Regions from separate parts of the Homo sapiens genome. Here region 1 is linked to region 2. Evidence: chromatin contacts called from ENCODE Hi-C data. All regions are on one chromosome and are shown on one strand. The core of a region is the stretch at or near the end of the contact, and the rest is flanking DNA. Distances in the headings are between cores, read along the strand shown. Region 1 overlaps SIM1 (SIM bHLH transcription factor 1). Region 2 holds the start of PNKY (long intergenic non-protein coding RNA PNKY).

Evidence for each region. A loop is a pair of places that touch in the nucleus more often than their neighbours do. Pooled maps may share reads with other maps.
Region 1: a pooled map shows a loop between it and region 2 (16-fold over the local background). The contact joins the enhancer-like site here to the promoter of PNKY in region 2. A Hi-C loop is called at or near these places in 1 of 168 maps with a recorded cell type or tissue (CD4-positive, alpha-beta T cell), 13 of 37 single-sample maps with no recorded cell type and 11 of 50 pooled maps.

The regions. Positions count from the first base shown.
Region 1 is chr6:100,445,199-100,448,578 of GRCh38, reverse strand. It overlaps SIM1 (SIM bHLH transcription factor 1), which reads left to right. Exons shown (of 12, transcript NM_005068.3): 7 at 1-100; 8 at 327-433; 9 at 1,164-1,311. Among named protein-coding and RNA genes, the nearest start is that of SIM1, 18 kb to the left of the region's middle. RefSeq lists enhancers at 1-420, 421-1,102, 1,785-2,467. Within about 2 kb of position 1,903, at least 2 of the 41 ENCODE cell types and tissues checked have a DNase peak (open chromatin) inside an H3K27ac peak, as active enhancers do.
Region 2 is chr6:98,830,274-98,833,870 of GRCh38, reverse strand. PNKY (long intergenic non-protein coding RNA PNKY) reads left to right here and starts at 2,171. Exons shown (of 1, transcript NR_148381.1): 1 at 2,171-3,597.

The DNA of each region.
Region 1 (3,380 bases), core at 654-3,153, 1.6 Mb before region 2:
ACTCGCTGCCTCCCAGCGCCGTCACGGAGATCAAGCTACACAGCAATATGTTTATGTTCCGCGCCAGCCTGGACATGAAGCTCATCTTTCTGGACTCCAGGTGGGTGGGCAGGGCCGGAAAGGGCCTCTCCTAGCCTGAGGGCGGCCCTGCTTAGTGACTGAGAGATTTCCGTCTATCCTATGAGCCCATTTTGCACATGAGGCGACTGAATCGGCCCTGGAAAGTGAGGGCGGACAGCTAGGTGTCAGACGGCTGTCGAGGGTGTGTGGGGAGGGCATCCCTGCACCCGCGCCTGCATTCATCCTGCAGGGATTGCTCTCCTCAGGGTGGCGGAGCTGACGGGGTACGAACCTCAGGACCTGATTGAGAAGACTCTGTACCACCATGTGCACGGCTGCGACACCTTCCACCTGCGCTGCGCGCACCATTTGCGTAAGGCGCCACCCTGCCCCGTACCCTAGCAACCTTGGCGCATCCGCTGGTTAGGGGGTGGGGGAGCCACGATTTAAATCCCTCGCAAGAGGACAGGTGGGAGCCCAGGGAGCCGGGTGGTGGTGGTGTGTGAGGCCTCCTGAGGGACTTCTCCGACACTGGGCCCACCTAAATTCTCTAACATCCGCGGGCCGCTAATATAGGCGGAAGAAGCATTTCTGGGCGAAATACGTCCCCCGCCCCCGGCGAAGGTATATTACTCTCCTATTGGTATTTTTTCACATCTGTGAACCACACTAAAGATGAACAAAAACCAAGGCTGGCGCTCACTTGCGTTGACTCGCCTGGCTTTTGATACAGCTTTGCTTTGAGCGTAATCTCCCGGGCAGGGATCGTGAGCGCCGGAGCTCAGCTGCCCAGAGCCTTACTTCCGTAGTTAGAAAAGCGAATCTGGAGGAAACCTCCAAACTCTAAGTGTTCCTCCCTTTGCTAATGGTGAAGACATCTGGCCACCCCTGTATCATCCCTAGAAGGGTGACCGGAGGGCTCGATGCAATACCACGGGACAATCAGTTCCTTTGGGAATTTGCCTGTCGTCTCTCTCTCTCTCCTGCCTGGTGCAGTTATTAGGGCCCACAGGGAGCCCTCAATTCTTACCACCAGGGATTGCATTTGGGGCCAGTCCCAGGCAGGCTGGTTCACCACCATCTGCCTCCTGTCTCTCCGTCAGTGCTGGTGAAGGGACAGGTGACCACCAAGTACTACAGGTTCCTGGCGAAACACGGCGGCTGGGTATGGGTGCAGAGCTACGCGACCATCGTGCACAACAGTCGCTCCTCCAGGCCACACTGTATCGTCAGCGTCAACTATGTCCTCACGTGAGTGCAAGACTGAGACCCCTTCACCCACCCCAGGCGACCCTGCTCTCTGCGAGAGTGCGGGTGGCGGCACGGCCGGGTTAGACAAGGCTCGGGCCACGGGGAATGCCATTTTGACCCTCGAGTGCTGGCTGCGCCAAGAGGAGGCAGATCGAACACTTTCATCTTTTTGAAGAGGTTTTCTTCGTTATATTCTAGAGAAAGATTTAGGAGTTTTTCCATCACAGTCCATATTTGCTTTCTTCTCTTTCTTTTTCTCTCTTAACCTTTTAAGCGAACTCTGCATTAAATAAAACTTAATGCGGCAGAAAGAAAGAGAGAGAGAGGAAAGGATCTAAGTACGGAGGCATTTATGGTTAACAAACAGGACATCTGTTTCATTTTTTCAAATCTGGGGTTTGAAGTTCTTAATTTTAACCAGAGTCTCCAATCAAAGTTAAGAGTTCTGAGAGAGTGGCTTCCCCCCTGAACCACAAAGGGGGCTTAAGTGACCAGGAGGATCTGACTTTAACTCGTAGAAAGCTAAGGGACCCAAGAGAACGCTGCAAGTCTTGGCCGGCGCCCAGGCCCCGCGCGGGGCGTAATTGCTTCACTGAGTGAGGAGCGGAGCTCTGGGTGCCACCTGCGGGCGCGAATGACAGGGAGGCTGCAGAGGCCTGCATTTGAGCCTTATTCTTTCTAGAAACAATAATCGTTTCTGGTTGCCAGTGTGGCCCTGCAGGCTCATCACGTGGCCTGGTGTGCGGCTGGTGAAGAAAGCGTGTTCTGTACAATGTTTGTGGAAGTTGAATTGCTTAGGGTTGAAGCCTTTATGAAGAACTCTTGTGTGTGCTGTTGCGCTCTCCCCACGCTTTTTTTGGTAGAGGTTGAAATTCTTGTGATTTTAGGGGATCTCATGGGTTGTTTACTTTGGAAGCTGGAAGTGTTGACACACCAGGCACTTAGTAGAATGCTATTTAGACATTAGGAAGTTGGTGAAGGGGTGCTATTTGGAATCAGACTATACTATAGGTGATAAGGACTAGATTCGTTTCACGTTGTTTTAAATTGCCAAATTAAAAATGTAGTAGTTGGAAATATTATGCTTGGCAGTGAGACTATTTGTTCTGTGTCTTGTTTAATAAAAAAATTTAATTCAATAGACTTAGAAAATGAATTTGGCTTAGATGAGGATTCAACATTCAAGAATAGTAGCTGGCAATTAGGAATAATCTTTTAATTTTTTTATCTTAGTAAACGGTGTTAATATTATATAATTCTTGTAATATCAAGAAGGCTGTGTATTTTAATACAAAACAAAATTCACCAACATTTTGGGTTTCATGAAACAAAACTATCAATTTCATGAATACAGTTCTTCATATTATTAAAATAAATGCAAGAGAGAATGGCAAAGCATAATACATAAAATAGCCCCCTCCGTGAAACAGTAGTATTAAAGGGTGAAAAATTATGTCCGCTTACCATGGAAAGGAAACGGACATTCTTTAAGAAGGTGCTTTGTATGTCTGAGACATCACAAGCATTACACATACACTCTGTTCTCTGGTGGGTGCCTGTGGTTAGTAATCATTTTTTATCAAACAGCAGGGTATATAGTCACACAGACCCATATAAATGATCCAAATGCAAGTTAGACCTCCCAATGGGTAAACTTAATTTATGTTTGGAGTCATTTTGAAATATTCTGTTTTGTTTTCCAGTAGATAAGTGTACATTTCTTCTTCTGTTGATTCTGTCATTCCTGACTTTACATACTCCTTCAGAACTGTATAATTAGATGATCAACTTTACATCACATTTAAAAAGATGTAATGAGGATAAATACATGATTAATAGAAGGAAAAAGAGCATGGTGCACATTGTTAAAACATTTTATACCTCTGAATGAAAATGGAAATAAACACACAGAAGCATATATACACAGCACACAAGATGAAAAGCTGAAATTGATTACCCTTTTATGAGTCTCAGCTTCAATTTCTTGTAGAAAAATTCTTAGGACAATTTTTATAGCTGCAAATGTGGAAATTGCTTTAGACGAAATGTCATCAAGTGGCTCAGTGTGT
Region 2 (3,597 bases), core at 922-3,421:
TCCAGGCCCAATTGTCTCCCACTCCCTTGGGGAAAGAACCCCGAGAGAGGCAGGCTCAGCCCGCACCGCGGCTTGTAAGTCATTCCCATCAAGGCTCGGAGTTGCTTGCTCTGACAGCGTAGCGGTCTGAACTGAAAACCAAACAAAACTCTAAAAGTCTCTCCGTCAGATTCACACGCCGGCGCGTGCAGTTTTTGGTTTAGAAAACTAGAAGCCTGCGTGGGCTCCGTCTTGTGCGAGGCTGCCGGAGTGCTGGCGAGGGGTGTGCGGCCTTGTAGGGGCGGCGCAGTCGCCAAAGGCCGCTCCGGGAAGCCGCGCGGAGGGCCTGCGTGCGCGATTCCCCGTGCTCCTACCGCTGGTAGGTGCAACTTTTCCGTTAGCCCCTTGGGAAGGAGGAAGAGTGTGTGAAGCAAATGGGCTGATGCCAGGGGAACCTTCCTAATCAGTAACTTCGGTGGGCGCTAGCGGGTGGGGTTAGTCTATGTCTTTGGCGCTCCCTGGCCAAGCTCCCAGCTCAGCTTTCAGCAGTGAACTCCAGAGCAAGACTATGGGACCATGCACCCGCAGCGCCGCTCTACGGAGCGCGGGCGCGTCGCGCCATCAGTTCTTTAGCCGCCCAGAGCAGGTGCCGCCTGCGAGTTTCCGAGCCTGCAAGCCCGGTAGCTAGAACTTGGGCGCGGACCCAGGCTGGAGCGGCGTGACCGCCACGCAGGGCCGGGTGTGTACATGGGCGCTGTAAAGCGAATCAACAGTTACTGCCGGGAAGGGAATGACAGACCCCAGGGAACCTGGATCGCGTCCCCACCTCTCACCCCTCGCTCTATCGCTGGTTTTGCCGGCGGTCGTAGGCTTGAGAGGGCAGCCAAATCAACGCTCAGAGGGAGCATTTTGGGGCCTCTGAGCATCTGAATCCAGACAGCAGACTGGAGCGGGCCAGAAAATTCATCATGACTAACAAGGAGTCATGCTCTTTGGAGAGTGGCTGAGCTGTTTATAAATCACCACGTTGAGCACCCGCCCGGGCAAGACGCTTTGGCTGAGAATTTCCACGTGTCCTGTGTTTATGAGCGTGTGTGGGGGAGAGAAATGGATAGGGGAGGGGCGAGCCCACAGGCCGCCAGCAGGACGGACCTGCACCCCCACCACGCGCGCACCCGCGCGGCGAGGCGAGGCGAGGACACACACAGCGTGTCGCTCCGTCCCAGCGCAAGCGCGGGGCCACTCTGGCCGCGCGCCTGGGGGCTGCTAGGAATCCCATAACTTTGTCTAGCTAGGAAAAAATGAACAAGTCCGAGCCTCAGCGCGCAGACTCAGCGACTGGTGCCCGCGGCTCCGCAACCGCGAGCCAAGGGGCTGGGTGGCGGGCAGAACCGCCTTCTCCCGGCTTCGGCCCTGCGTCCCCTGTGCTAGGCGCGTGACTTTCCCTGGGCCTTGGGGAGCGCACAGACAGCCCGCCAGCCGCATCTTCTCCTGACATGTCGTGCCTTTCTTTTCGCGGACCTGGAGCTCAGAGCTCCCACGGACAGAAGAATCCAGCCCTGGGGAAGGGCCGCGTCCAAGTGCTAAGCAGCTCATACTTCTCCCCCACCTTTCTGGGGCAGGTGTCTGCTTTTCTCTGGATTTAATTTCACATTTCTCGAGGCACAAGGCCTTCTGCAGCCCATAGGATGATACACTCGAAAGAAGAATGAAGTTTTCAAACACATCTTCGAAGGAACTGAGGCGGCCTGGCTCTGAATCAATTTAAAAGTTCCTCCTCCTCTTATCTTTCTCTCCACACCCCACCCCACACCCCCGCCCTCCTCCCGGCATAGGGCGCTAGTGTGAGGGGACAAGAATAGGCTGCACGTGTACATCAAAACTTCCTGTCTGCGATAGGACATCACCGGCGATTAATGCTGAGATCCTTCCCACGTTGACTTCCCAGGTCTCAACTCCAACTTCCATCCCCGTCTCATTTCGCTGGCGGCCAAGGAGCCGAAACGTTCCCAACAGGGTTTAATATACCCAATAAATCCCCGGGAGTACACAAAGAAATAGCCTACCCGGGGCCTCAGTCTCTGCACCCCACCCCCACCCCCAAGCGCGGCCAATCACCGGGCGGGCCAGGCTGGGCTCGCACCGCGGCTCTGAGCAACACCTCCCCACGAGCTACCGCCGCCTCCCCTCCAGGCGCCAGGGGCCCGGTTGGCGCGAACGCCGGGTTCCGAGCACCCTGGGCTTCCTTGTCTGCCTCCCAGCGCGGCACCTCTTCGGGGCTCCCGAAACCTGAGCTCTCGCTGGTTTTAGGTCCAGACTGGGGCCTCTCCACCGGTTCCTCCCCCGCCCCGGGCTCTGGGGCCCATTCTTTGGGCTGACCCTGTCAGGGCAGAGTCCGCGCGTCTGCCTGCCATTCTCCGCCCGCATAAAAGCACGTTGAAGGTGTCTCGGGCAGACACCTCCAGGTTTTGAATCAGTTTATTCCCTTTCACTGTTCAAAGCAGCTGTTCAAATACACAGGCTGCTTACGTTGACGTGGAGAGGATTTCAAACAACGCTAAAATGCTTTGAACTGACAAGGTGTCTTGATATCTCCCTCACTCCATCCAGCACAGCTCCTCGAGATCACTCGCTAGGACAATGGCTGAGCAGGCGATTCGTGCGGGCCTCGCCACCTCGGGGCGCGGACTGCGGGGTGTCCTAAGCCCCTTCCGCAAGGACAGGATGGAGGCACCTGTAAGGAGATGCTGGCGCCACCCCAGCTTCTCCCAGGTCCGGAGGAACCTCTACTCAGTCAATACCCTGAGCTGGACTTGTCTGAAGAAACGGAGCCGACTCCCTCTTGCCGGGGTGCGCTGAGTGGAGGGGAAACATCCTCGAATAACAGAACTACACCAAAAAGACACCCATGTTATCTCTCACACTTTCACACTCCTCGAGATAGTGAGCCGGACCTGGGTCTTAGTAGCACCCAGTACCTTGACACAAACCTCCCAAATTTCCACCTGAGTAACAGTTATGGGGTCAGTCCATGCACTGTAACTTGAACTCTAATTTATTAACTATTTCATCTAGTAAACACACTCACACCATATATAAAATAGCATTTATTTATTTCTATATACCAGGAGTTGGCAGAAAACCCACCGTGACCACTCCCATACATTGAGCTGGAGGCACACAATTACTAAAACAGAGGTGAAATGGTATTCATTTGATCTTAATTTTTTCTTATTTATGTAGTCCCAGGATAATAGAAATCAGGAAACAAAAGAAAACAAAGAATTTTCTGAGGAGATGGCCATTGGGGGAGTGGAGGTAGCAGCTGGTTTAAACCTAAGTAAAACTAGAAAAAGAAACTGCTGTTTCCTTTTTCTTATATCCACCTTAGAGGATCATGTTTGAACGTCCCTACTCCTCCTCCTCTTTTTAAAAAGCCTTGTCTCAGTCATTCATTCCTGTGCTTCCTGCTCTTCTGCTAGACCCCAGCAGCTGTTTGATTTGGTGAGGCCCCCCTCCAACCTCTGAGTGGAACTTCTTTTCTAAGGGCCTGCAGAATGTCAAAACTGAGGCTCTGGCTTCGGAGCTAGAGCTTTGAACAGCCAATCCACACAAAAA